2 separate regions of the Homo sapiens genome follow, and region 1 is linked to region 2. Evidence: chromatin loops called from intact Hi-C (ENCODE). Cell type or tissue: IMR-90. All regions are shown on one strand. Each heading gives the region's core, and the rest is flanking DNA. Links, peaks and the distances in the headings are about the cores only. Region 1 overlaps KAT6B (lysine acetyltransferase 6B). Region 2 overlaps ADK (adenosine kinase).

Evidence for each region. A loop is a pair of places that touch in the nucleus more often than their neighbours do. Peaks named below come from ENCODE experiments on the same cell type or tissue, not always from the same donor. Only the 100,000 strongest peaks of a DNase experiment are listed, where the experiment ranks them.
Region 1: it touches region 2 in a loop (2.1-fold over the local background); 1 of 110 quality-filtered maps calls a loop at or near these places.

Annotation. Positions count from the first base shown.
Region 1 is chr10:74,901,933-74,917,694 of GRCh38, reverse strand. All of the region lies in intron 3 of KAT6B (lysine acetyltransferase 6B), which reads right to left. Among named protein-coding and RNA genes, the nearest start is that of KAT6B, 83 kb to the right of the region's middle. RefSeq lists a silencer at 10,178-10,378. In IMR-90, for the core only: no CTCF peak of the experiment used is centred there; a DNase peak (open chromatin) is centred at 6,544; H3K27ac peaks cover 1,706 bases.
Region 2 is chr10:74,534,090-74,549,851 of GRCh38, reverse strand. All of the region lies in intron 7 of ADK (adenosine kinase), which reads right to left. Among named protein-coding and RNA genes, the nearest start is that of ADK-AS1, 13 kb to the right of the region's middle. In IMR-90, for the core only: no CTCF peak of the experiment used is centred there; a DNase peak (open chromatin) is centred at 7,591; H3K27ac peaks cover 2,133 bases.

The DNA.
Region 1 (15,762 bases), core at 3,215-11,214, 370 kb before region 2:
GTCAGCAACTCTCTCTTCTCTAGGGAGATAGTACAAAGGCCTTTTAAAGGCACTACATTGTTTTAGCATTACTTGTCTATGTGTTGGCTCACCTCATTAGGTAAGGGCCATGTCTCATCCATTCATTTATCTCCCTTCCCTCAAGCACCAATCTCAGTGACTGGTATATACTAAGCATCCAACTAAAACTGTTTGCTGAAGTCATGAAAGACAAAGAAAGGATTAGAATCTTTAATAGATTGCAGGAAATAAAGGAGAAACAACAACTGAAGGTAATGTGGGATCCTGGATGGGATCCTGGAACAGAGAAAAATACAGGAGGTGAAAAACCGGTGAAAGTCAAAAAGGGCCACAGTTTAGTTAATGGTATTATACCAGTGAATTTCCTGATAATTTTTTTATAACTGTGCTATGGTTATATAAGTGGTTATCAGGGAAACTGCATAAGGTTATATATAATTAACTCTACCCTATTTTGACAACTTTCCTATAAATCTAAAATTATTTCAAAATAATTTTTAAAGTGCTTGGCTGACTTGAATTATTGTGTCAAATTGTAGAAACATAACAAAGAAGTGTTCAGGTTTTTTGAGACAGGGTCTCGGCCTGTCACCCAGGCCAAAGGGCAGTGGTGTGATCTCAGTTCACTGCAGCCTCCACTTCCCAGGCTCAAGCAATCCTCCCACCTCAGCCTCCCGAGTACCTGGGACTGCAGGTGTGCACCACCACACTTGGGTCACTTTTGTATTTTTTTGTAGAGACAGGGTTTTGCCACATTTTGCCCAGGCTGTTCTCAAACTCCTGAGCTCAAGACATCCACCCGCCTGGGCCTCCCAAAGAGCTGGGATGACAGGCATGAGCCACCGTGCCAGGCCAGTGTTTAGTTTTTATACAAAGTTCCCAGATATATAAGGTAAATAAATAATTGGAGGGATTAAAGGAACCACTGCCATATCTACACTATCTGAATTTTTTTAACCAAGAATGAATTTATGTATGCACCCATCAAGTATAATTAAGAAGAATGCCCACCAAATCAATTGTGTGAGAAGTACAAAGCAAATTTAATATACCTACAAATATGTCTATGGCCCGTACAGTCAATAGCAATACACAACTCTCAACCACCACCATAAGCATTCTCTGGGTAATATAAAACCAGTTGATACACAGAAGAATATGTAAATCATAATACATGAAATTCAATACCACTGGGCAGATATTTCATTCTGACACATCACTGCACATGAAACTAAGCTCTACAGAAGGCACTGTATTATGCTACAGAATATAAAAATATGTCCCTGATAAAACTGTTGAGATTGTAAAAATACAAATATGGGATGAGGTCAGTTTACAACTATGAATTATCAAATAAAGCACAATTCAATAAAACATTTGGAACTATAGATGTAAGTGAAAGTAAAAACAAGACAAGCTATCATTAAGGCATTATGATGTCTCACAGGGTCACTATAATAGCACATGAGTATAAAAATTATAGATTTTATTTATTTATTTTTTATTTTCTTCAAGATAGAGTCTTGCTCTATCGCCCAGGCTGGAGTGCAGTGTCACAATCTCAGCTCACTGCAACCTCCGCCTCCGGGTTCAAGCAATTCTCCTGCCTCAGCCTCCTGAGTAGCTGGGATTGCAGGTGCACACCACCACGACCGGCTAATTTTTGTATTATTAGTAGAGGCGGGGTTTCTCTGTTGGCCAGGCTATTCTCAAACTCCTGACCTTGTGATCCACCTGCCTTGGCCTCCCAAAGAGCTGGGATTATAGGTATGAGCCACCACGCCCAGCCAAAATTATAGATTTTTAAATACCACCATCACAAGCAACATAACTGAATTTTAAATCATCTCCAGGGCATCAATAACAGTGGCAATGAGCAGCAATATGGGAGCTGTGGATTTCAACTGGTCCACCAGCACATGCAACCTTTTGAAATTGTTTTAATTTAAGACAAAGGTAACTAGATACTTCTTTATCTGAAAGACGGATGATGAAGGATGGAAGCACTCTTTCATTCTAGAAATATTAACTGCAATTTAACATGCACCAGGCACTGTGGTAGTGTTGGGGATACAGAGAGATACAGTTCCTGCCTTACTGGGGTTTACAATGAGACAATACTAATAAATGTGATGTCATTATGTCAATGAAAAACAGAATGCAAAGGAAGCTCAGAACCTAGTCAGAAAGTCCTCCCAGATGCAAGTGACATTTCACTGGGATCTAAAGGATGAGTGAGCGTTAGCTAGACAAAGGGAGCAGAGGTATGGCAGGGGTTCTGGACAGATGAGGCACCTTCTGTGATGGAAGATCTACAAGTGCATGGAACATGGCATATTCAAGGAAGTGAGAAAAATTCAGAATGCTGGATGTGCAATGGGGTGAAGAGAGTATGCATTTATCAGCCTATGGAATGATTCTTAAAACCACAGAGAAACTTACACGGATACATTAGACAACTGATTCTTATAAGCTGCATATAGTAATAATGTATCATTATGATTATCATCACTATGAAGAAACATATATTTTTGCCAAAGTAAGAGCATGTTTTAATAAATTTTTTTTTTAAAGGAAACAAGGTTTTGCTCCATTGCCCAAGCTAAAGTGCAGTGGCTCAATCATAGCTCACTACAACCTTGAATCCCTGAGCTCCAGCAATCCTCCTGCCTCAGCATCCCGAGTAGCTGGGACTACAAGTGTGGGCCACCAAGCCTGGCTATTTTTATTTTTTTATTTTTTATTTTAAAGAGATGGAGTGCCTGTGTTGCCCAGACTGGTCTCAAACTCCTGGCCTCCAGTGATCCTCCCACCCCAGCCTCCCAAAGTGCTAGGATCACAGGCATGAAGCCACCGCACCCAGCCAAAAAGCTGGGATTTTTAAAGATATTTTCTTTGCTTTTAAAAGAACACTATAAACTAGTCTTCGAAAACAAAGTAGAATGTGTCAACAGAAAAAAATATCAATTTGCACTGAGGGGAAACTGGAATCATATCCTAACTATGCAGCCCTTTTAAATTGTTGAATTCAAAAAACGATGGCTCATTATTAGAGAAATTCCTAATTTCTTGAGCCAGTTGCTTGAAAAAGTTGCCAATTTTGGCTGACGTCCCTCACTCACAAGATCCTAAAAGTTTCCAGAAGAAATAAAATTGCTTTAACCTTTGTAGTAAATAAGAATTAAATGTGATAAACATCGAATTAACTAAATCCACATTAGTTATAAGCATCTAATATTGAAAAAATTATGTTGAAAGCTACCCACATAACAATTCTTCAGTTAAAAAAGAATTAATTTAAATAATAAGATGGAATTTGATTTCTCATATTTTGTGAGAACAGCATTTGTTTTCTGTCACAGGACTTAAAATTTCTAGATTAAATAATTACACTTTGAAACAGAAAAGCACAATGATACACTGTGTGAACAAAATGCTATGGACTTACTAAATAAGTAATACTTTTTTTTTTTTTCTTTTTTTTGTGGGAGACAGAGTCTCGCTCTGTCACCCAGGCTGGAGTGCACTGGCGTGATCTCAGCCCACTGCAATGTCTGCCTCCTGGGTTCAAGCAATTCTCCTACCTCAGCCTCCCAAGTAGCTGGGACTACAGGTGCCCGCCACCACGCCCGGCTAATTTTTTGTATTTTAGTAGAGACAGGGTTTCACCATGTTGCCCAGGCTGGTCTCAAACTCCTGAGCTCAGGCAATCCGCCTGCCTCACCCTCCCAAAGTGCTAGGATTACAGGCATGAGCCACCACTCCCAGCCAGTAATACTTAAGGCTCATGCTAGGCTTGAAAACAGGTCTACTATACTGGCACAGAGAAATAGGTAAGCATGAGACCCCGGCACTGGGCACAGCTCTCTGCTGGGGAAACCCTGGGAGATGGCTCCCCTGCAGGGCGGTTTACTCCTGGCCTCCAGAAGCTTATCTGTTAGTGGACCGTGGGCACACAAGTTTTCTTTCCCCTTTGTGTATTCACCCTCAAAAGGGCAAATTTCTACACTATAAGTTGTTGCTGGACTAACATCGAATAATAAAGTACTTCTTTAGCAAGATTCAAGTTGAATTCAATCCTTGTGAATTCTAGAAGCAATTAACATTATGAGAATACAGTAGTCCCCCTTTATGTGAAGTTTCACTTTCTGTGGTTTGTTATCCACAGTCAACGGCAGCTCAAAAATGGGTGAACACACAGCACAACAGGATATTTTGAGAGAGAGAGAAAACAAATTCACATAACTTTTAATAGAACATATAGTTATAACTGTTCTATTCTTACTTATTTTTGTTAATTTCTTCCTGTGCCTAATTTATAAATTAAACTTTATCACAGGTATGTATTACATACAGGGGAAAAACATAATATATAGAGACTTCAGTACTATCAGTGGTTTCAGACATCCACTGGAGATCTTGGAGGTGGATAAGGGGGGACCATGGTGTTTCAAAATCTTGTTTGGAGTTTACAAAGGGAATGCTTAATTTCTGATTTATCTAACAAAAGATACCTGTAGACTTACCTGTCATACAAAATAACCACACTGAATAATAGCTTGTCATAGCAAATCTTCCCCTCCAACTACTCATACCCCTTTCTCTCTCTTCAAGTCCTAAATTCAAGTAATACTTCACTTGACACTTATTTATCTCCAGGATTATCATATAACTACCATTGACAGTTAGATCCACTTTTTTGCAATTGACTGAACAACCCAATCAATAGCAACAAGGACACTCTGCTTTCACAAGATGACAGCTGCTCCAGCTGCTGGCTCCCTGGGGCTGATGTTGGGGAATCAGGCCAGCACAACATGACACATTCACAGGGACACGGACACCAGGTACAACACTACATCTACATGGGTCATTAGCTTGACTATAGTTAGGCAATGCCACGAAATAAGAAATGAAGAAAAGTGTCCCAATTTGTATAAAATATAGGACTATGTATTATATCCTCCTTTGTATTTGTGATTTTGAAAGCCTAAAAACTGAATATGGCTGCTCATATTATAAACTGTATTCACAGCTGTTATAACTGATGTTAAAGAAAGAGGGAGGGATAGGAGAAAGCAAAATGCTCACATAATAAATAAGCTTTCTACAATACAGACAGAGAGCTAAATACAAGAGACATGGATGAACTTTGGCTAACAATATAGGAAGTTATATATATGAATGACTGCTTGATAGAAAATCTACTGGAAAGCTGGAATTCCTCCTCCAGCCCTACCCTTCAACCTTCATCTATCTTTCTATCTATCTATCTATCTATCTATCTATCTATCTATCCATCCATCCATTTAATCTATCCATCCATCCTTCAACCTTCATCTATCTGTCTATCCATACATACATACATACATACATACATGAGACAATCAATTAACATTCCCAAACAACCTAGAAATTAGGATATTTGCAGACTGAACTTGATAGGAGTTGAAGAAATGTTTAGGAGGAAGCCAGTCTAAAAGTCCTTTGTAATATTAAAAAAAAAATTGAGCATAATTTTTGAAAAGCACAGCATCTGCTTTTAAATTAATCATAAACACTTATTGCACCTGGCTGTGATAACTCACACCTATAATCCTAACACTTTAGGAGGCCAAGGTGGGAAGATCCCTTGAGCCCAGGAGGTCAAAACCAGTCTGGACAATATAGTAAAACTCTGTCTCTACAAAAAAATTAAAAATTAGGTGGGCATGGTGGCATACGCATGTAGTCCTAGCTACTCAGAAAGCTGAGGTGGGAAGATTGTTTGAGTCCAGGATCATGCCACTGCTCTCCAGCCTGAGCAACAGAGCAAGACCCTGTTTCTTAAAAAATAATAATAACAAAAATAAATAAAAATAAATTTAAAAATGAAACAGTACATTTTCCCCCATGTTATAAACACAATACACTAACATTCTAGAAAATGTATCAAAATATTTTTCAGGAAAAGTTAACTTGACATAGATATAAAAATCTCAAATATTACAAAGTATTAATTTTTAAAATCATGATGAGAAGAAAGACAGGGGAGGCATCAAAAGAAACCAACAACATGCTTTCAATAAACATGGCATGGAATTGTAAAAACAGAAAGTAGACTAAAGGCTGGGCACAGTGGCTCACACCTGTAATCCCAGCACTTTGGGAGGCTGAAGCAGGCGGATCACTTGAGGTCAGGAGTTTGAGACCAGCCTGGCCAACATGGTGAAACCCTGTCTCTACTAAAAATACAAAAAATTAGCCAGGCATGGTGGTGGGCAACTATAATCCCAGCTACTCAGGAAGCTGAGGCAGGAGAATCGTTTGAACCTGGAGGAGGTTGCAGTGAGTTGAGACTGCGCCACTGCACTCCAGCCTGGGCTACAGAGCAATACTTAGTCTCAAAAAAAAAAAAAAAAGAAAAAGAAAGTAGACTAAGGTTTAAAGTGAGTGAAGACAGCTGAAAACTATGTTCAATAAATTTTTTAAAGCATGTTTACACACACAGAATCACATGCATATATATGCTGTCATCTAGGAGCACAAATCCCAGAGGAATGCAAGCAGTGTTTATGAAATATCCTTATGTGTATCACTCTCCGCTGGACTACCCATAGAAATCAAAGAGAGGCAAAGTTACTTTGAGGATTTTAGAGGAAAGATGTTTCACAAAATACTCAATCTCAAAATACATTTTTTAAAATATATTCTTCCAAGAAGGAAGAAAAATACAGAAGACACTTCTCTATCAAGTATCAAAGAAAAAGATCTTGAAAATGGCAAGGGTAGACTAGATTAGATAAAAATACCTCAAGCCCAAGATCGGGAAAGAAATTTAAGAGAATGCATATAGCTGTTATGTGCTATCTGTATTTACTCCATGCCTTCTTCCATTAAAATGAGTGGTGACATCTGTTTTATACAAGTTCAAGTTTCCAGTACTTGACAAACTTCCTCTCAAACCCAAGAGGAATTACCAGGGAGGTTGCAGATCTGTAGTCCATGATGTTTGAAAAATCAGGGAGAGTGAGAAGGATGCAGATAATGGAATATGGAAAAATATCACCAAAAAAAAAAGAAAAAATGTGAAAGAAGAAAACTCAGGAAATTAAAATCAAGAAAATATTGCAATGACCATCAGCAAAAGGTTTAGAAAAAAAATTAAACATATTATTTGTGGGTGCCCACAGTGAAGTTATCTCTAGAAGCCAAGACAGAGTCCCTAAGCACTAAAACTCAAAAATTAAGCTCATTTCTCCTCCTGATAAGGCTGTTGAAAACTTCAACATAGGAAATGCCACGAGGGGGTATTGGGATTTTGAAAAGGCACAGAAAAAATTCTTTTCATGCCATTATTATTGAGAAAAGAGAAATATTAGTTTAGTTATTTTTTGAGATGGAGTTTCGCTCTTGTTGCCCAGGCTGGAGGGCAATGGCACGATCTTGGCTCACCGCAACCTCCGCCTCCTGGGTTCAAGCGACTCTCCTGCCTTAGCCTCCCAAATAGCTGGGATTACAGGCATGCGCCACCACGCCTGGCTAATATTTTTTTTTTTTTTTTTTTAGTAGAGATGGGGCTTCTCCATGTTGGCCAGGCTGGTCTCAAACTGTCAACCTCAGGTGATCCACCATGCCCAGTAAGAAATATTAGTTTAAAGGCGATTAGGGGAGGTTTTTCCTTTCAATAGACATCCTATTCAATAGATAAATGACCTCAAGAAAGCAGGAAAGATGAAAAAGTGAGAATGTTAGGGAAAAGAAGAGGCAGCTGACCACAAAAATGTACTCACTCCTCCCTTGACATACATGACTGAAATCTAAATGGTTTGGGGTGGGGCATGGAAACTGGGCACTCTGCTTACCCTATAAATACTACAACTGCTCCATAAGATTTCCTTCAGAACTGAGAATGGGTAATGAGTGCTGAGTACTCTATATAGACAAAGAACTTGGGGGAAGAAATTTAGGTCTGCTGTAGAACTTAAGAAGGTCCTAAATTATGTCAAAAACACCTTTTGCCAAAGAACCCCCTTCTCACCCAGAAGGCCAGTATCCATCCAGAACCCAAGAAAGCTAAGGGAAACCAGCGCACAGCTGTGAGGCAGAGAAGGTGAGCCTGGAGCTTATGCACAAAGGAAGATTATCCAGAAAGATGTGGCAGTTCTGTTAATGCAATGCTAACCCAAACTGAGGAGTTCTGCCTGCTATCCAGCCCATAATAAGCTGGACAGGGAACAATTTTTCTGTATACACAAGGGTAAACCCTAAAATAGATATAAGGGAAAAGGCCTTGCCTTACATTATATTTATTTATTTATTTAGAGATGTTGTCTTGCTCTGTCTCCCAGGCTGGAGTACAATGATGCGATCTCAGCTCACTGCAACCTTCACCTCCCAGGTTCAAGCGAGTCTCCTGCCTCAGCCTCCCAAGTAGCTGGGATTACAGGCAAATGCCACCACGCCCAGCTAATTTTTGTATTTTTAGTAGAGATGGGGTTTCGCCATTGTGGCAAGGCTAGTCTCGAACTCCTGACCTAAGGTGATCTGCCCACCTTGGCCTCTCGTGCTGGGATTACAGGTGTGAGCCACCATACACGGCCTTACTTACATTTTAATAAGGCTAAGATGGCCATTTCTAACTATTACTTTTCAGATTTCTCATGTCCCCAGTGGTTACTTTTCCCTCAACCTCTTCACATATAGACTTGTGGATACTCTAATTAAGAAACCTTGGTTCAGAGACCAAAAAGGAGAGAAGCTGCGGAACAATTCACAGTTGATTCAGGGAAAAGGAGTCAAGGCAGCATGTGGGCTTGCAGTAAGCAAGTCTCAGGGGGCTACCAGAGGAAAGATACACATAAAATAATTTTTAAACTATAAAGGAAAAAAAAGGAACGAAGAACTTATATCATGATTTAACTGACAGGAGGTTATCTAAACTACAAAAGTATATGAGCTGGAAAAGCAGAGAATCAGGGGGAATATACTAGGTTGACCCACATAAAATTCCCATTTTTATAGGCTAAAACAATTGAATATCAGTGTCTTAGTTCATTTTCTATTGCTTATAACAGAATGCCTGAAACTAGGCAACTTATAAAGAAAAGGAGTTTATTTCTCTTTCTTTTTTTTTTTTTTTTTTGAGACGGGGTCTGGCTCTGTTGCCCAGGCTGGAGTGCAATTTCGGCTCACTGCAACCTCCGCCTCCCAGGTTCAAGCGATTCTGCATCAGCCTCCCGAGTAGCTGGGACTACAGGCACGCAGCACCATGCCCAGCTAATTTTTGCATTTTCAGTAGAGATGGAGTTTCACCACTTTGGCCAGGATGGTTTCAATCTCTTGACCTCGTGATCTGCCCGCCTCGGCCTCCCAAAGTGCCGCGATTACAGGCATGAGCCACTGTGCCTGGCCAGGAACTTATTTCTTATAGTTATGAAGACTGAGAAGTCCAAGTTCGAGGGGCCTCACATCTGGTGGGACCTTCCCACTGGTGGGGAAGAATCTGCAGAATCTCATGGTAGTGCAGGGCATCACATGGCAAGAAGCTGAATGTGCTGGTTCAGGTCTCTCATACTCTTCTTATAAAGCCACCAGGTCCACTCCCATGATAACCCATCAGTCCATTAATTCATGAATTAACTCATTAATCTAGTAATCCATGAATGGATTAGTCCATTCATGAAGGCAAAGCCCTGGTGATCCAATCACCTCTTAAAGACTCCACCTCTCAATACTGCCACATTGGGGATTACATTTCAATGTAAGTTTTGGAGGGGACAAATATTCAAAACATAACAATCAGTAATTTTATAAGGTTCAAAGGAATAACTATTGCAATGTTTTGCATTGGAAAAGCCATCATGGCTGGGTGCAGTGGCTCACGCCTGTAATCCCAGCACTTTGGGAGGCCAAGACAGATGCATCACCTGAGGTCAAGAGTTTGAGACCAGCCTGGCCAACATTGTGAAACCCTGTCTCTACTAAAAATACAAAAATTAGGCGGGCATAGTGGTGGGCACTTGTAATCCCAGCTACTTGGGAAGCTGAGGTAGGAGAATTGCTTGAACCCAGGAGGCAGAGGAGGTTGCAGTGAGCCGAGACCATGCCATTGCACTCCAGCCTGGGCAACAACAGTGAAACTCTGCCTCAGAAAAAAAGAAAAAGAAAAAGAAAAAGAAAAAAGAAAAGTCACATGAAGCAAATGACTGCACTGAAGAAAAGCCATCACGAAGCAGTGTGACTGCACTGAAGAACACCAGAATGAATGGAGGTTTTGGGCTCAATATGAAGGATGTACTGCTGACAAACAGGACAGCCAAATCAGAAACTGGAGGTGTCCAGAAGGAACACAGTAACACCCTCTCAAGAGATTTCTGTACTGGCTAGTCTCTAAGACCACCCAATGTTCTGAAAAGTTCCAAATGTTCTGAAAGTTCTTGCCCATTATGTCTAAGCAAATCGTGGTGGGTTTGGCTGGTTCTGTTTGTAGTGAGAGCAGACAACTCTCTGTAGTGAAAGGAATGTATCCTGAAAAGAGAATGGAACAAGAGAAATTCAGGAAGGCAAGAAAATAACTATTTCTACCACTTGCAGCCCACCCGCTGCAGAACTTAAATATCCTGCTTTGATCACAGTGGAATCTCAACTGACGTCTGCAGGCTGGAAGAATGAGCCCTACAAACCAGTGACATAAATTTAAAGGAAGGATTGACAGCACTGCTGAAATGCAGTAAAGGGGTCCAGAAAGGAAGCAGTCACTGGCATGTGGGGACTTAAACTGCAAAGCTGTGACCAGGTAGGTGTGGGATGGGCAGTTTGGGACCTCAAGAGCAGAGGGCACTCCAGAGGCGGACGCTCCAGAAAGGCCCAGCAGGAACAGGAGACAATAAATTTAGCCGGAAAGGGGTCTGGGTGTTAAGTCAGAAAAGTGGACTGAAGCCAAGACTGTAAACCATCCCAACTCCCAAGCTCAGGTTTTCACGAAGAAGTCTGCTCACTCTGGTCTCTTAAGCATAGTTTATAGAGGAAACAGAAGACCAAAGTAAGAAAAGTGGTGATTTCAAAGTAGATAAAAGGGTGGAAATGATTATTTTCTTGCCTTCTTGATTTTCTCTTATCCCATATTCTTTTCAGAATATATTCTTTTCACATCTACCATTCTTCTCTACTCTTACTACAGAGAGAACCAACCAAATCCACCAGAATTTGCTTAAACTAAATATGCACATCTTTCAAATGTCCCAATATTTAGGATCCAGACAAAAATATAAAAAGGGAAAAAAAAGATTTTTTTTTTGAGGTGGAGTCCCTATCACCCAGGCTGGAGTGCAGTGGCACGATCTTGGCTCACCACAACCTTTGCCTCCTGAGTTCAAGCAATTATCCTGCCTCAGCCTCCTGAGTAGCTGGGATTACAGGAGTGCACCACCACGTCCAGCTAGTTTTTGTATTTTTAGTGGAGACGGGGTTTTACCATGTTGGTCAGGCTGGTCTCGAACTCCTGACCTCAGGTGATCCACCTGCCTCGGCCTCCCAAAGTGCTGGGATTTCAGGTGTGAGATACTGTGCCCAGCCAATCCTATGGTTTTCTATTAATCAGTTATTGCTATATTTTTTCCTATTTTTCAGACCAGATTTTGCCATATTTCACTCTTAATGGTGTACAAACCATATTAAAAAGTCTCATCATTTTTATTAAACCAATTTTTCTACATAATCCTCTTTAATGAAAATATACACCTCAGCCGAAATGTGAGAAGGGCAACAACAGCATACACTTTTGAGCCCTTATGTGCAAGACAGTGGCATTGCAAGGCATGGATGGAAGGAGTGGTCCACTCAGAGTGCAGGCAATAGGGAGGGCCTTGTCAGTAGGGAATTTAAAAATAGTAATAAACCGACCAAGAGTCAGTTTGCTTTTTATTATCACCCTACACCGGCAATTCCAGACAATTCTAACTCCTGCCTGCTGGGGCTGACAGCTCCCATCACAGCCCTCTTCTCCTTAATCCACCGCTAGTGCCCAACAACGTATTAAATGCTTTACAGAGACTCTCTTTTAACCCTCATTTTACAGACAAGAAAACAGAGTCTGGCAGACTGAGTTAAATGGGGGAATGAGGATTTACCCTAGGCAGCCCAATTCCCAAGCCCACCTGTTTAACCTGCAGGCCACCACCACTCAGGGAAAAGGAGCAAAAGGCAGCAGAAGCCCAGGGTTGGGTTCAGCTGAGAGGCAACAGCTGAATTTGGATGTCATCGTCTATTAGCCTACCGCCTACCTTTTCCATCAGTCAATCAACAACTGCCTGGAGCTCAGAGAACACTTTCTACTTATTAATTTATTGCCCATTTCTTGACGGTTTCCCTAGAGAGCAGGCAGGTTAACTCTGCCACACACCTAGTCGCTGTGGCCTGAGGCAATGATCTCTCACAACTGACAGGCAATGGCAAAAAACTACCTCATGAAAATATTTTGGACTCCTTGGTGTTCACTTTAATGGGCAAGGACATCTGTGTTTTTTTGTACTGTCAAATTCCCATAATAGAAAAATTTTTAATTGCTTCACTTTTAGACTATCTATGCCTTTTACTGGACATCATCATATTGAGAGAAGGCAGGATATAAATAAGAAATAAAAACCCTTCTTCACTAGCTAATAATTTAACTGTGCAAATAACTCATTTTGTCTCCCCAGTTTCTACATCTAGTAAGTGTAATTTTAAGTTACGTCTTCAAAATTCTAGTGAAGGTAGAAGTTCTCTAACAATCTAAACTCCTTAGACCATCAAACTACAAATAGAGGCCACTGCTGTGAAGACTTCTGAAACTAAGATGAAGAAATTCCTCCTCATCCCATTCCCCAGTTACTAAAGGGGGGAGGATCACAGAAATAAAGGTGTGATTAAGTTCACAAATTTAAATTTTAAAAATCAATACATACTGAATGTGAGAAGAACTATGTAGTCACTTCAGAGATGTGAAATATCCAACCAAGCCTGGACTCCCAAAGACTGGATATATTAACACAGCTAAAGAAAGGAGGTGTCAAACAGAAAGCTGGCCAGTCATCAAGGGATGCTGAGGGGAAAGCAAGTGTGGGAGCAGAATTTTACAATGCCCTCAAGATTTGGGCCCCTGTACAATCTCTCCCTATGAGCATACACAGGGCTAGGCTTTTAAAGGGGGTCAGAGATTGTAAAGACCAAAAGTGTGTGGGAGATTTTCCAGCTGACCTTGAAGAAGCAAAATGCTACATTGTAGAGAGGGCCATGTGGCAGGGCAGCCTCTGGGAGAAGAGGACCTCAGTCTTACAACCATAAGGCACTGAATTCCACCAACAACCAGTGAGCTTATGAGACCACATCCCTGCTGACATTTTGATTTCAGCCTGGTGAGTCCTTGAGCAGGGGACCCAGTTACCTGTGCCTGGACTCATAGAAACTGTGAGATAATATACTTTCATTGTTTTAAGCTGCTAACTTGTGGTTATGTGTTACACTGTAATTGAAAACTAATACAGTGAGTCTCCAGAGAAGCTGGCAGTACCCATCTAAACATTGTCCAGACATAGAGAAGGCCATCCTTGTTGTGAGACAGGTGTTTGATGCCATGGAAACTGTGCTCATCTAACTCATGGTTTGGATGCCATGCTCACTAATACACACCTGGCCTCCTACACAGGTCTGCCTTAAGGGAGATAATGTACTGACCATCCACATGGAGTATCTCAGTCCCTGGAACATTTACTTTTCAGGTAAATAAACAAATAAATATGCTGGCCTCCTGATTCCATACACCAGTTTCTTCAGCTAGGCTCCTGTAAGTCTACCCCTGAGAGACAGCTCCACCCTTGATATCCACAGAAAATCAAGTTAAAATCTGACAAAGCTAAGAATTAGCCAGACCCTGGACTATATTAGTCTTACTGCCACAAACAGTGGCTTAAAACAACACCCATTCATGAGCTCACAGCTGAGTGGGTCAGAAATCCAGTCAGGCTCAGCTGGGTTCTCTGCTTAGGGTCTCACAGAGCCAAAATCAAGGTGTCAGCCAGACTCTGCTCTTATCCATGAGCTCTTAGGAAAAATTCACCTCCAAGCTCGTTTAGGTTGTTAGAATAATTCGGTTCCTAGCGGTTGTAGGACTGAGGTCCCTGTTTCTTTGCTGGCTGCCAGCTGGGGACCATGCTCAGTTTCTAGAAGCTACCCACATTGCTTGGCACATGGTCCCTTTCATCTTCGCAGTCAACATCAAATCCTATTCATGCTTCAGATCACTCTTTCTTCCCACCTGCTGGAGAATATGGTTTCTAAGGGGCTTGTGTGATTAGATCAGCCCACCTGGATAGTCTCCCTCTGCCAAGCAAGGTAGTAGAATCATGGGTGATATCTCAAACATGCATAGGTTCCACCTATACTCAAAGGGGAAGATATAATACAAAGGGCAGGGTCACTGGGGGTCTCTCAGGATTCTGCTACCCACACTGGACCATGGCAATCCGACAAGGTAATGAATGCCACCCTGGGAGGGCTCCTAAAAGAGAAGAGCCAGTCAGCTTCCTACAGGAGACCCTTCATATACCACAATACTGCCAAAATCCCTGTTCGTTTAAAAGCAATTAGCATATTTCCCCGTTGTTTTCCAATATTCTTAGTGCTATACATTGTTACTTTTTCCTTCTTCTGAGCTGGAACCTTATGAATGTATTTTGCCCACTCACAGAAATCAAGTTTCATAAAAATTAAGCAGAAACTATAGACCAAATACTGAACATCTACTAAGTATGAGACAATATGTCAAGTACTGTGAAATATGAAAATAATATTAACTCTTCTCAAAGGAGTTGATAAGTAATGCAAGCCAAAGTGAAGATAATATAACATGATTAATGATGCCACACTTAATATTAGTCAAAAGGAAAGAATTAATAAAAGATTCACACCAAATTACCACAGTTTTTAACGTAGGCCTGACAGCCAGAGTATTCCTACAGATGCCACTGGTAACAAGTAGATATGAAGATCTTTAAAATGTTACCACTATGATTCTAAAATTTTGGGATGTTTACTGTGTATATTATGTTTATGTATAAACAAGCAAAAAAAATCAGAGGAAATACACCAAAGTAGTTTAGCTATTTGAATAGTCGGTTTACAGGAGATTTTAACTGTATTTTTATTAGTTTTTTAAATTTTCTCATTTTTCCCCAGTAAGCATATGGTACTCTTAGAACCAGAAAATATATATCTACACGCATTTATATTGGGCAAATCATGGTATTTGCCCCAACTAATCTTTCCTTCAAGCCAAAAACTGTCTTGTCCACAGCTCCCCCTGCTTTGGAAAGCATGGGCAATTTGGATATGGCACAAAAAAGATCAGGAGAGCCATTCAGACCCAGCTAACTGGAACGTGAACAAGGAAACAAACTTGTTGACAGCAAGACTTAGAGCTGAAAGGATACAAGAGAGCTGAAACTACCAAGAGCCCCTGCAAACTGATGGCATGAGAGAACAGAAATGATTAGTAAAGAGGAGCTATGGGCTAGAGAGAAGTACACGAAACAGAGATTGAGGGAGCCAACAGAAGAAAGGAGAGAGCAGACAGGCTATCGTGCAGAGGACGCCCAAGACAGAGACAGAGAAAAGCAGGGACGGATGGGTGGGTGGAGGGATGGGTGGACAGGAGGACAAGGAGAGCCAGAGTGAGTATGCAGTCCTCCTAGCACTTCTTTGATTTCTGACAAGTTTCCAGCT
Region 2 (15,762 bases), core at 2,890-10,889:
ATTTCAATGAATCAACATGTCAATAATTAACGCCTGTGTATATTTTACATACATGAAACAATAGGGGATAAAAGCAAATTGAAATACCCCCAGCTCACTAAAGAATTTACGATCTAGGCCAGGTGCAGGGCTTATGCCTGTAATCCCAGGATCTTGGGAGGCCGAGGTAGGCGGATCACTTGAGCCCAGGAGTTTGAAACCAGCCTGGGCAACATGGCAAAACCCCATCTCTACACAAGATATGAAAAATAAGACAGGAGTGGTGATGTGCACCTGTAGTCCAAGCCACTCAGGAGGTTAAGGTGGGAGGATCACCTGAGCCTGGGAAGTTGAGACTGCCACTGAGTGGTGATTGTGCCACTGTACTCCAGCCTGGGTGATGTGAGTGAGACCCTGTCTCTAAATAAATAAATAAATTAATTAATTTACAATCTAGTAAGTAAACTAAATTGCACATATAAAAAGATTTTAAAAGATGTATAAGTGTAATAGTCCAAAGAGTGTTCTATAAATTCGAGGGAAAATTAGTGAATGAATGAAGATTTCAAAGAAAAGATTGGATCTATCCCTAAGACACAACACCATGTACATTTATCTTGATCAGGTTCTTTCAAGAATACCCCCTCACTGTGTGTGATTTCAGAATGTAAGTATTATATACTTTTCCCTTACAGTACTCATATTTATAAATTGAATGATTAAAAATTCAATTTTATAAGTTGTACGCTATAATTGAATTGAAATTTATTGACTATTAAATGAATAATTGAATTATAAATTGAATGTCTGCCTCTAATACAGACTATAAAATCCATGAGGGTAGAAGCCATGTCTGTTTTTGTTCTCCAAAGTATCCTGTGCATGTGGCACATAACAGTCACTTAATGAATCATTATAAAATAAATAAGGGAAGGCAGGAAGTCCAAATTCTTCTGCCAGGTTTTCCACTTTCATGGAAATTTTATCTTTATCTACTTAGTTACAACAGGTAATCTTTGTCCCAAGTTGCCTGGCTTTATTTATAGTGCAAATTCATTTACTCGTTCAACAAATATTTATTGAGTGACTACAGTGTACAGATTGTTTAAGGGATCGGGGATACAGCAGTGAATGAGACACAAAGTCTTTATCTTTATGGAGACTATTTCACATAAACTATGTTCACTCTTGTTTTGGAGGTAATCTCAACCATTCCTTTTGTGTAAAACATCTTCTTTATTCCCTCTCTTTATCTCTACCATGAAGTCTTCCCGAATACTCAAACCACTGGTAGGGTTGCCAGATAAAATACATGATGCTCAGTCATATTTAAGTTTCAGATATGCAATGAATAATTTTTTAGTATAAGTATGTCCCAGATATCGTGTGTCCCTTCTGAAATTCAAATTTAAATGGGCATCCTGTATTTTTATTTGCTAAATCTGGCAACCTCTTTATCTGGCAATTTTCCCCTTTTCCAAATTTCCATTCTAATTGTATTCAGAATCAAAAAGATTAACATTTAATTATCCTCTTCTGTAGGATTTTTGTTTTGTTGCTTTATGTTTTAACAAATACTTGATAGATTCAGAAATTAAAATTACAACAAAGATTTATTTACAAAGTTTATTTCCCAATTGTATTTGCAATACTGAAAAGAAAACAAACAGTAAAAATTTCCAACACTAGAAGACTAATGAAAATAAATTATATTATACAGCAATCCAAAATTATAATTGACATAATTAAAGACATTGGAAAATGTTGAAAATATATTAAGTGGCCAGGTGTGGTGACTCACGCCTGTAATCCCAGCACTTTGGGAGGCCAAGGCAGGTGGATCACAAGGTCAGGAGATCGAGACCGTCATGGCCAACATGATGAAACCCAGTCTCTGCTAAAAATACAAAAATTAGGCCGGGCGCGGTGGCTCACGCCTGTAATCCCAGCACTTTGGGAGGCTGAGGCAGGGAGATCACCTGAGGTTGGGAGTTCAAGACCAGCCTGACTAACATGGAGAAACCCTGTCTCTACCAAAAATACAAAATTAGCCGGATGTTGTGGCACATGCCTGTAATCCCAGCTATTCGGGAGGCTGAGGCAGGAGAATTGCTTCAATCCAGGAGGTGGAGGTTGTGGTGGGCCAAGATGGCGCTATTGCACTCTTAGCCTGGGTAACAAGAGCAAAACTCTGTCTCAAAACAAAACAAAACAAAACAAAAAATTAGCTGGGCATGGTGGTGCGCGCCTGTATTCCCAGCTACTTGGGAGGCTGAGGCAGGAGAATCACTTCAATCCAGGAGGTGGAGGTTGCAGTGAGCCGAGATTGCACCACTGCACTCCAGCCTGGTGACAGAGCAAGGCTCTGTCTCCAAAAAAAAAAAAAAATAATAAAATAAAAATAAATAAATAAATAAATAAATAAATATATATATATATATAAAGTGGGAAAAATGATGTAAAATCTATTTCAATTGGTTAAGAATTTACATACACAGAACAGTTGACAACACTCTTTATAAATGCAATGGCATGAAGGAGAAAGATCAAGGAACTCCAGATTAAGGAAACCAAAGAAACATGACAAGTTAAGGCAATGCATGATCCATGATCCTGGAAAACAAAATCACTAGAAAGAACATTCTTGGGACAGCTAGAAAAATCTGAATATGTACTATGGTTAAGCACATATATTTAGAGAGACAGAAAGAGAGAAAAAGCAAGAATGCTCAAAAGTGTAGTAGGAGAGAACTCTGTACTCTTCTTATAATTCTTTCCTAGATTGTAAATCATTTCAAAATAAAAAGTGTGTGGAATAAAAATAAATATGATAAAAACAAATAAAAATGTGTGGGAAAAACCCTACAAGGAAACACAGGAAAAATTATAGAGTAGTTAATGCTGGGTGATATGACACATGTTAATTTTAATTTTTTCTTTTGCATGTTTTTGTATTTTTAACGCTCTACAATGAGCATGCATTGTTAGAGTCAGAATTTTTTTTAAAAAATCGCTTAAAGGTACCTTGATGAAATGTATAATCCATGAATCTTTGTCAATTTTGATGTCTATAAACCTCCAGAATAAGAAATTATTTTTAATGTTTTACTAAATAATCATTATATAAAACACTCTTCTCAACATTTTTTCCAACTGAATACATTCCCAATTATTTTCCTAAGAGGTACCAAAAATGAATATCAAATAAGTTTTTCCATCTGCCCTACTATATAAAACACTCAAGAGACTTATAAGTAATTTTTAAATGATCTAACTTAAAATTTAGGTACAAGTAACCTTTTCAGATATATTTCCTGTACTCACATTACCTATTATATACAGAAATAAAGCAAATCTGATAACTAAATCAGTGACATCGTGGAGTATTTTTCTCATTGTTTAAAATAAAATAAAAAGAAATGAAAATGTGAAGCTGAGTTAATATAAATCTAAGTAAGAGCAACTAAAAAAAACAGAGATGAGAATATTTCTAGAAAAGGCCTATCTCTTACCATGCCCATGCCACACAGTAATTACTGCATTGAAATCACATTAAGTCGACCTAGTCTCACAAATCTTCCATTTGTTAGTTGAAAAACAGTACTAAGTTCCAGAGAGTTGTGACAACATTCTTTGTTAAGTTTATATTACTTTCACCCATTTTGCAGCCATCTAAAAATCCTCAGCATCACGCAAAATTTCTGCTAGTTTATTTTTCAGTATTCCTCATGGTATATTTCTAGGTTCCACATAACAAGAAAGATAAACTCTGACTTCAGCATAACAGATGTGAAGTTTGCTTGTAGAGTAAATTGAATTTACCTCCTAACCAGCATTTCCCTTCTGGAAGCTGGTAGGAAATGAAGAGGTCATTTTTGCATTAATACCTTGCTAAGAGAAAGAAAACCTGTCTTTCCTCATGTAAGAAATTACCTTTCTACAAACTATCAATCCAATTGGACTGATGCTGTAATATAAGAATTCTATTTATCAAATTAAGAATTCTATCTTAATTTGAACAAATTAGTACTAATACCCACTGTATTAACTTAGTAACTCCATGTTTAACATTTACTTTTATTCAAGTCAATTACTGAAAACATATATTGCCTCTCAGAATGAATTGTTCATTACAGCTCAAAAGGAATAGTAGTTTAACAATAAAACAGAAATGGGAACATCATATCCATCTGGCCCTGAAAATATCTAACACAAACCCTATGAGAAGTCATATTTCTGAATGAAAATTAGAATACCCTTCAAGGACAAGAAGTTAAAGACAGGAGGAACCAGTCAACTCTGGAATATAAGACAAAATGATAGATTTAAATCTTCTGTTTCTTAAGTAGCAAAATTTGACAATTTGGGGCTGAAGTTCCTTAGTTTTCTTTCTGTACACCATGGACTGAAACCAGAGAGGATGGAACAAAATATTTTTGGTGGAACCTAGAGTCCACGGCTTGTTAAATTAGTATAAGGGTACCACGAATTGAGGCCCAGCTTAAAACTATTCACATTGTCAGGGACCCCTAAGCCTGACCTGAACTCCATACGTGAAAACATACCGCAGATTCCTATTTTGAAAAAAGTTGAGAGGAAAAGAATGTGATCAGTAACTGACTATGTAACAGCAATGTTAACATTCTTTTTAGAAATTCCTGAATATCTAGTGCAGAGTGCAATGTCTGACACAGAATATGCTCTCAATAAATTGTGGTCAAATTTAAGTACATTAAATCTCCAAGAGAATACCTTAAACTAAAAGGAAAAAGTAGAATCTGTATGACCCTGAACACAGACATAAGTATGGAAGAATAAAATCCTTCACAATTTTGGTAAAACCCCAATTGTTCGCTTTAGTAAAGTGATCAACATGAAAAAAACATTGTTGGGTGAGAGATATTCAAGAGAAGAGAATTGAAAGTTTATTTTAACCTGGCGACATGGCAAGATTCCGTCTCAAAAAAAAAAAAAGAAAGAAAGAAAAAACTCCTCGGTTTTCATTATTTTTTGAGACAGAATCTCACTCTGTCCCCAGGCTGGAGTGCAGTGGTACCATCTCAGCTCACCGCAACCTCCACCTCCCGGGTTCAAGTGATTCTCCTGCCTCAGCCTCCCGAGTAGCATGCATCACCACGCCCAGCTAATGTTTGTATTTTTAGTGGAGAAGGGGTTTCACCATGTTGGCCAGGATGGTCTCGATCTCCTGACCTCGTGATCTGCCCGCCTCAGCCCCCCAAAATGCTGGGATTACAAGTGTGAGCCACCGTGGCCAACCTTCATTCTTATTTCTCTCTTATTATTTCAAATTTTATCTGTGCTTTCATTTATAATTGATTATATCACATGATTCTGCACCACCTCCCACCACATTTATCAAGTTTCTATAAATAGTAATCTATTAATAAAGTTGTTACATGGTATCATTAACCCTTAAACTGGTATAGTAAAAAATATATCAAGTCCTTGTCTGGATTCCTAGCACAGAGCTTCAAAAACCCTCAGAATTTCCTGATTGTTAAAAGTGCCTTTGTTATGCTGATGGGGCGACTCACTGTCAGCCCCAGGATGGGAAGTGGTCACCAGAAAGTCCAACTTTGTGATTAAATAATTGGAACTTCCGGTCAGAAAGTGATCACCAATCAAGTGGCCAGAATGTAGTGAAGAATGAAAGTCACTGCTGTAAAGGAACACATTCTAGTGTAAAAGAAACATGTAAGCATTGTAATTATATACACAAGATCACAGAATCACATTTATAAAATAACCAACTGAATGGGAGTGGAGAAGGGAGGGAAAGAAGGGGAGAATGTGAGGTAGGGAATATATGAAATGAGTATTGATGATAAGAAAACATGAATAGTTAGGCAGTACAGGAGAAAGGAAGAGGTGCTTGTAGGAGAGAAGTATAAGATGAAAATACAGGGCCAGAAAATGAAACTAAAGAGTGTATAATGGGGATTAATTCATATTCCTCTAATGTGTCTGATAAAATAGCAAAAAAAAGAAAAAAAAAAGATAAAAGAGTCTTTAAAATCTGTACCTTAAAGAATGATCACTTTTTAGTTCTTGGATTACTTTTACTGTGCTAAAATGAATTGGCTGGTTCAACTAAGTATTTGAAATAAAGCTAGAATTTTACATGCTTCTAGTGAATTCCATTTGATAGCAATGCTTAATAATTGATAACCAAATATTAAAATAACCCCATTAAAAACAGGCATTCACCTACACTACTGCTGAGAATGAAAACATTTCTAATTATTTTGGAGAGGAATTTAGCAACATCTAACAAAACGTTATATGCACTTATCCTTTGACCCAACAATTCCATTTCAAGGAATTTACTCTGAAGAAATACCTCTAGCAACCCAAGAAATATGTATGAACAAGATTATTCATTGAAAGATTGTTTTTAAGTGCAAGACTCTGGAAACAGTCTTAATGTCCATACATAAGAGAGTGACTGGGTAAAATATGGTACATTCACACAATGGGGAAAATCCAACTAAAAAAATGAGGATTATTGTGGCTGGATGTCTGTAATACCAGCACTTTGGGAGGTCAAGGCAGAAGGATTGCAGGAGGATTGCTTGAGCCCAGGAGTTCAAGACCAGCCTGGGCAACACAGTGAGACCCTGTCTCAGTTTTTTTTTTTTTTTTAAATGAAATAGGCCAGGCGCTGTGGCTCACGCCTGTAATCCCAGCACTTTGGGAGGCCAAGGCGGGAGGATCACGAGGACAGGAGATCAAGACCAGCCTGGCTAACATGGTGAAACCCCGTCTTTACTAAAAATACAAAAAATTAACCGTGGGTGGTGGCAGGCACCTGTAGTCCCAGCTACTTGGGAGGCTGAGGCAGGAGAATCCCTTGAACCCGGGAAGTGGAAGTTGCTGTGAGCCGAGATCGCACCACTGCACTCCAGCCTGGGTGACAGAGCGAGACTCCATCTCATTAAAAAAATAAATAAATAAATAAATAAATAACTAAAATAAAATTAAAAATGAGAAGGATCTCTATGAGCTTTTATGGAATGATTTCTAAGATGCACTTGATTGAAAAAAAGCTAAGTTCAAAGAGGATCTATCTATAGTGTGCTACCTTTCATGTAACAAAGAAGATACAGTAAAATATGCATTTAGCTGCTAATTTGTGCTAAAAGAAATTTAGAAATGTGAGCCAGAAACTAATGAGATTATTTATAGAGGGTAGGTAGGAAGAAACAGGGTAGGAATAGAGACAGAATGGGGAATGAGGAAGATGAGGGATAAGGGAGGAGCGACACTACTGAGTAAACCTTTTCATATAGTTCTGATGTTAAGAACCATATAAATGTTTCACATATTTAAAAAAAATTAAAATACTTGAAGGGGAAAGGAACTAACTTTAACTAAAAGCCTGTGTTTTGACAATATACACAAAAGGCTAAAGACAAAAAAAATTGTACACAGATATTGAGCTCTTAGTAAATTTGTTTTTCACAGCATATTAGTTATTATTGTGTAACAAATTGCTCCAAAACTTAGTGACTTAAAATAACAAACACTTATTATCTCCATAGTTTCCAGGAAAAGGAATCCAGGCATGGCTTAGCTGAGTGCCTCTGACTCAAGATTTCACAAGACTGCAACTGAGATGTAGACCAGGGCTGCAGTCATCTCGTGTTTGAGGGAGCATTTGCTTCCAAGGTCACCATGTGACCTCCTGGGCTCAAGCGATCCTCTTACCTCAGCCTCCCAAGTAGCTGGGACTACAGGTGCATGCCACTATGCCCAGCTAATTTTTATATTTTTAGTACAGATAGGGTTATACCATGTTGCCCAGGCTGGTCTTGAACTCCTAAGCCCAAGCGATCTGTCCTCCTTGGCTCCCCAGAGTGCTGGGATTACAGGCGTAAGCCACTATGCCTGGCCAGAAATAGTAACTTTGAAGTGAATAAACTGGGCCAACATTTTCTTAACCATGTGATCAAAGTTAGTATTACCAGTAACGAAACACACTAAAATCTTAGTATAACGCATGAAAAAAGACACAATAGCATTTCTGTGTTGTGTTGTTTTTTTTTAGGGGGGGGGGGTGTGTGGGGGTTCTCGTTCTGTAACCCAGGCTGGAGTCCAGGGTGGCAATCATGGCTCAATGCAGCCTCAAACTCCTGGGCTCAAGCAATCCTCCTGCCTCAGCCTCCCAAGTAGTTGGGACTACAGGAATGTGCCATCATGCCTGGTGAATTTTACTTTTTGTAGAGACAGCATCTTGCTATGTTGCCCAGGCTGTTTCTATGGTATTCCTATAAAAAATGTATTAATCATGAGGAAACTCCACACTGAAGGGCATTCTACAAAAAACCAGTCAGGACTCTTCAAAATTGTCATGGTCATAAAGACAAAGACTGAAGAACCATTCTAGATTAAAGAGACGAAGGAAATGTGGTAACTAAATGCAATGTGAGCAACCTGGACTGGATCTGGATCAGTCAAAAAGGATATTAGGATTTTTCCAAATGTAAACATTCTATATAGCCATATTAAAATTACCAAAACTAAAAAAATTAATGTTAAGCTGGGTGCGGTGACTCATGCCTGTAATCCCAGCACTTTGCGAGGCCAAGGCAGGCCAATCACCTGAGGTCAGGAGTTCGAGACCAGCATGGCCAACATGGCGAAACCCCGTCTCTACTAGTAATACAAAAATTAGCCAGGCATGGTGGCAGGAACTTGTAACCCCAGCTACTCAGGAGGCTGAGGCAGGAGAATTGCTTGAACCCGGAAGGTGGAGGTTGCAGTGAGCCGAGATGATGCCACTGCACTCCAGTCTGGGCAACAGAGCAAGACTCCATATCAAAATAAATAAATAAATAATAAAATAAAAATTAATGTTGATAAAATACCATTGACTAATCAATGGCACCTATTTAAATTTTGCTAATTATTTCCCTCATGTCAGAATTTTGGCTTCTTGACTCCTATTTTCTCTGTGAAAAACTCAAGAGCTAGGATAAAAGACAGGTTTTCTAAATTTAGGTCTAGCACTTTTTCTACTGTGATATAAATTTACAGTTTTTATTTATAAGGATGTCAATGTCATTAAATGATTTTTAATAAACAATAATTTTTGGCTGGGTGAGGTGTCTCACTCCTGTAACCCCAGCACATGGGAGGCCGAGGCAGGTGGATCACTTGAGGCCTGGAGTTCAAGATCAGCCTGGCCAACATGGCAAAACCCCATCTCTACTAAAAATACAAACATTAGCTGAGTGTGATGGCGCATTCCTGTAATCCCAGCTATGTGGAAAGCTGAGACTTGAGAATCGCTTGAACCTGGGAGGTGGAGTTTGCAGTGAGCCGAGATTGCATCACTGTACTCCAGCCTGGGTAACAGAGTGAGACCTTGTCTCAAAGAAAAAAAAAATTAAAGGCATTAAATAAGAACATTAAATATATATTTAATATTTTTCATTATTTTTATATTATGGCATACTATACAAATAATACCAAAATAATCACTTACAAATTTATAGTACAGTAACTGAAACAAATAAAGATTAATAGAAATAGTGAATAAAATAGAAAGGCATTACTGCATAAAATATGATTATCTCCGTAGTAATTCAAACTATTTCAAATTACACAGTGTTTTTCTTTACTTGAGTGTATTTATTTTCTCCTTGCAATTAAAAACATTTAAATGCTCTTCTTAATTTTCTAATAATTTTTTTTAATTTTTAAAAATCAACACATAATAATTAGATGGCTTTTTACCAGTGATGGATGTTAGATTGGGGATGATTTAAAAGCATTTCATCTTCAGAGAGGCAATGTAGTTGGCGTAAAGAGGGAGACGAAGGAGTAAGAAAGAAAGGAGAGAGCTATGTAGAAAGGAAGAGAGATGCAGAGCATATAGTTAAATAGCCTTTGCATTTTCTGAATCTTTCCCATAGCACATCTTTACAACATGCCACTGACATCAGAAGTCTCCCTTGTGCTACAGTCAATCTCACTTTTTTCAGATGAGTAAATATATTAGAAAAACCCTAGGGAGAAAGTTAAATCTAGGAGCTGAGCAGCAATTTTACGAAGTTACAGTTCCATGTTAACTGAAATTTCATTATCCTTCTCAGAAAATACAACTATGTCAGAATTTCTTCCAAAAAGCACCATAAGTTTTTGTTTTTTTTTCTGAAGGGGTTATGTATATCCTCCGATAAAGTTTCTTTCCCAATTCCTTGATGATTTTATAACAACCTTACATTTTGTCTACATAGCCCCTCTTATCACTTATAGCAGAAAAAGGGGAATAAAGAGATCTATATGCACAGTCTCAGAAAGGGGACTTCCACCTCTCTTAGGAAGAAACAGGGCACTTCTGTATACTTTAAAGGGCAGAGTTACCATTTTTAGATACAGCCCCATTTCCCTCAATTCATGGGGGAAATATTCTGATATGAAGAAAGAAAAGATCATCTCTTTTGTCAGAATACGGATCTAGGTAACAGTCTTGAATTCCTGGAAATACTTGGAAATCACATCCTTTAAAGAATTAGACTTGGCCAGGCTTGGTCGCTCATGCCTGTAATCCCAGAACCTTAGGGAGGCCAAGGCGGGAAGACTGCTTGAGGCCAGGAGTTTGAGAACAGCCTGGACAACACAGTGAGACCCTGTCTCTAACTGATAATAAATAAATAAATAAAAGAACTAGACTTGACAAAATTTTTTAAAAATTCAAACAAGAATTCTCTGTGTATAGGGACTTGACAGAAAGTTTCTTTTTTCCTCCCAAACATGTGCTCCAGTGCACAGAAAAATAGTTCTAAAAATTAAAATAATACCTTTACAAAGAAAAAAAGGCTCTTAACCAAAAGAAGAATATCTGAAAGAAGTTGTATGCATGTATAGCACTATTTGGTGTACATAATTACACATAGATTCACACAGATTTTTTATCTTAAAAGAGCAAATGACTTCTATTTTACAGAAGTATAGAAACTGAAAAATAAGATAACCTGTATCAAAGTTATTTACAATTTAAAGAATTGATGGTTTCAAATTATTAATTAACTATTAGAAACATTAAAAAGGGTTTAAAAGTGTAAACAAAATATCAATAAAGTCTCTTCCCATCCCCATGGCAGTAAAATATATAACAGAAGAAAAAGCCAATGTATCCCATCTGGTTTAGTAAAAAGATAATGATAGTTTACTTATAAAGAGATACAAGCATCATTCAGGCTTAGAGGACATGGATAACAAACCTAAAGACATTTTTATATTTTCTTTCAAAATGTCCTGATCTATCTAGCAGTCTTTCTGTTTTTGGCATATCCTGTCCAAATATGAGTGAAGCTACTCAACAACAAAAAACAACCACAACAAACTGCAGAATTTTGCTCACTGTTTTGTAATTCGTTTGTTGATAAACGAGATTTTTTAAAAGTTAAATCAATATGTAAAGAAAGTAATTTCCATTTTCTTGGTGTATATTAGAGATTTTTAATATATTGAATCCTCTGTGAGGTTAACAGACAAAATGGCTTTCCTATAAGAAAATTTGCAATGCAGGAACACTGCCAGCAAAAGGACTGATGAAGCAGAGCAATACATTACCTTTTTTTTTTTTTTTGTGAGACGGAGTCTCGCTCTGTTGCCAGGCTGGAGGGCAGTGGTGTGATCTTGGCTAGCTGCAACCTCCGCCTCCAGGGTTCTCAGGATTCTCCTGCCTCAGCCTCCTGAGCAGCTGGGACTATAGGCGCGTGCCACCACACCCAGCTAATTTTTGTGTTTATTAGAGATGGGGTTTCACCATGTTGGCCAGGCTGTTCTGGAACTCCTGACCTCAGGTGATCTGCCCACCTTGGTCTCCCAAAGTGCTGGGATTACAGGCATGAGCCACTGCACCTGGCCTATATTATCTTTATAAATTGAAGTCATTTGTGAAATTCAAAATACTAGATATGAGGGGGAGCTTTATCTAAAGCATATCATTCTTATCCCTATGAAAAAATTTAACTGAATTCTTCTGCCCCATTTCAAACTGTTATTTTATTATTGAAACTATCTTAAAGTGCATGGTATGGGTGATTTGACTTTTCACTGTGGAGTTAAGTGGTAACTCTTGACAAAGCAGTTATTATCATGAGATAATTGACTGTATTTGAGAGTTAAGCATCCTGAGGCAAAGTTGAGTGTACTTAATCCTTGCAGGTTAATTATCTAGTGATTATGGAGCCTTGAAAGGCATTACTCCTAAGAACCATTTGCAAAATGACATAATTTAAAAAAACCTTCTTAATTTAATAAAAATGAAAAACAAGAATAATCAAGTTCTTTAGTCATCTACTGCTAGATAATGACTACAAAGCAGCTTGCATTAAGGGGCATCAATGGATTATAATTACCTTTGTGTAGAATGTCCTTTATTAAGCTGCTTTCGTGTGAATGTAGCTAACAAATGGTTGTTGCTGAAGGGAAAATTTCAAACTTTGAAGATGTCAGAAACAAATTAAAACTACAATGTAATATTTAAAGAGTTTTTAAACTACAGTAATTTTGGAACTACTTTAACAAGGATAACCAATCAATTCAGATGTGTAATTTAAAAGTACAAAATGCAATGTAACAGGTTACCAAAGATTTTAAATTAAAGAAACAGAAATTTGTCACTATGTATTTCTGAACCTTGGCTGAAAGTAAACCACACAAATCAAAACCAAAGTGAGATGCCACCTCGTGCCCAGCAGGATGGCTATTATTTTTTAAATGCAAAATAAGTGTTGGTGAGGAGGTGGAGAAATTGGAACCCTTGTGTATTGATGGTAGGAATGTAAAATGGTGTACCTGTTGTGGATCCAACAGTTCCACATCTAGGTATATATCCAAAAGAGTTAAAAGCAGGAACTCAAACAGATACTTGTTCATTAACATTCACAGTAGCATTGTTCATAATAATCAAAGGTGGAAACAAATTAAATGTCTATCAACAAAATGAAGCAAAAAACAAAATTTCACACATACAATGAAATATTATTCAGCCTTAAAAAAGATGAAATTCTGATAACATGCTATAACATGGATGAAGTTTAAAAAGATTATGCTAAGTGAAATTAAGTCAGACAACTTTTGTATGATCCTACTTGTATGAGGTACCTAAAATAGGCAAATTCATAGATAGACAGTAAAACAGTTACCAAGGGTGAGGAGGAAGGAGGAAACAGGAAATAGTGAGTTATTGTTTAATGGGTACAGAGCTTCTGCTTGGGTTGATTAAAAAAAAAAAAAGTTCTGGAGAGGAATAGTGGTGATGGCTGTACAACATTGCAAATGTACTTAATGCCACTGATTTGTACACTTAAAAATAGTTAAAATGGTCTAAATTTTATATTGTGTATTTTTTTTTTACCAGAATTAAAAAAAGAAAGTAAATTGTATCATTTAGTAATTATAATCTGGTTATATCACAAGAACATAGCAATGGTATTACTGTGGATACTTCACTTTTTGTCCCAGCACGTGTCTAACCAAATATTTTCAGGTATTTTTTGGAGAGAAATATCATTTCCCCTAGGTTCACTAAACAAAAAAGGAATACTGGGGTCACAAATGGGGAGAATTCAGCTTCAAAGGCACTACAGTTAAGGCTACACTCATAATAAAAAATCAGAACTACCTAAAAGAAATGTCAGGCATTATTTTACATGTTAAAAGAGGAACTTTATTAATTTATAATAAAATCTAACAGTATTAATCTTAGAATGTGGAAAAAAAATGAATCATCAGTTTTATAACATGTTTAAGCTTTAAGAAAAAATTTAAAAGATTATCTAGTATTTCTATGCAAATCCCCTCAATTTACAGATGAGGAAAAGGAATAGTAGTTGATAAATAAATCAGAGTGATGATTAAATTAAGGGAACAAAAAATAGCTTTCATAATCTAAACATTTTATTTTAATATATAAAGATACATCATTTGCTAATATTTAAAATAGGGTCAGCTGGGTGGGGGGCTCACACCTGTAATCTCAGCACTTTGGGAGGCAGAGGTGGGCAGTTCAAAATCACTTGAGGCCAGGAGTTCAAAATCAGCCTGGCCAACATGGCAAAACCCCATCTCTACTAAAAATACAAAAATTAGCCAGGCATGGTTGTGCACGCCTGTAGTCTCAGCTACTCGGGAAGCTGAGACACGAGAATTGCTTGAACCTGGGAAGTGGAGGTTGCAGTGAGCTGTGATGGTGCCACTGCACTCCAGCCTAGGCAATAAGAGCAAGACTCTGTCTCAAAAAAAAAAAAAAAAAAATAGGGTCAAAACCTTTGAGCATGCCTACAGACTGACATTCTAGAGTTTTTCTTGTAGAACCACATCTAGAATTCATAGTTTATGAATTCTCATTTTACTTTCTTAAAAATTTTATTTTTAGACAGGGTCTTACTCTGTTACCCAGACCGGAGTGCAGTTGCATGATCGTAGCTCACTGCAGCCTCAACCTCCCAGGTGCAAGCGATCCTCCCACCTTAGCCTCCCGAATAGCTGGGAATACAAGTGTGTGCCACCATGCCTGGCTAATTTTAAGAAAATAATTGGAGAGATGGGGTCCAACTATGTTGCCCAGGCTGGTTTCCAACACCTCTGCTCAAGCAATCCTCCCACTTCAACCTCCCAAAGTGCTAGGATTACAGGTGTGCGCTATGGTTCCTGGCCTAGTTTCAACTTCTTTAAAGCAGAGAGAAAACATAAAAACACCTATGAAGCACTCCTGAATACAGATGTTTACAGCTTTTTACTGCCTTTAATCTTTTATACTTTTCATGCCCACATCCAATTCAATAGCAACATTAAAAATAACTCATATGTATTTAGTTTTGGAACCAACCTTAACTCATTAAACTAATTCTCATTCTACTTGCATTCATATTTCATCAGAATATATAATGTTAAATAATTAAATAATGAACACAAATTTCACCAAGTTTAGGAAAAACATAATTAACTTTTGTAAGCAAATAACTTTGTTGGAACAGAAGTAAGGTGGTATAGCAGAGAGCAGCCCAATAGCTGTGAGTTTTCCCTCATGCACTTGGTACTATATTCATTATGTTTTAACAGGAATGAATGAAGAGTGTGAGTTATCAAAGCAAGTTAAAGTGAAGTGAAACTTAATAGATAACATGATCAATACTCCTAAAACTACTACCAACATTACCTAACAAAAATTGAGAATATATTCCATGAGCCAAGCTGAAACTTTACATGCATTAGAAAAACACATGGAATTGCCTTGTAGATTAAATGACGGTTTTTGTGAATACCCTTTTTAACTTTAAAGCATTATTCAATGGTAGGTTATGATAATTTTTAGTTGTCATGATTAGAACCCAGGACTATCAAAACACTCTTCCTCTGGCTTGACATTGCTACTTAAATATAAGGGGATCTTCCATGGAAATAACAGAAGTTTCATATATGGTGATCAAAAAATAACAAATTGGCACTTCTTCATTTTAGCAGTGTATTTTTGGAACTTAATGGCTTTAGAATAATGTTTCCTACTTTTAAACATATAAATGGAATCAAAGTATATATTCATTTTAATAGCTTTACTGAGGTATAACTGACATACAATTATCTGCACAAACTAAAAGTGTTTAATTAGATAAAACTTGACGTATGTATAAAGTACTGCAACCACAACCTCAATGGGAACACATCTATTACTCCTAAAAGTTTCCTCATGCCCGTTTGTGATCACTGCCTCATAGCATAACCCTGTCCCCAGACAACAATGGATCT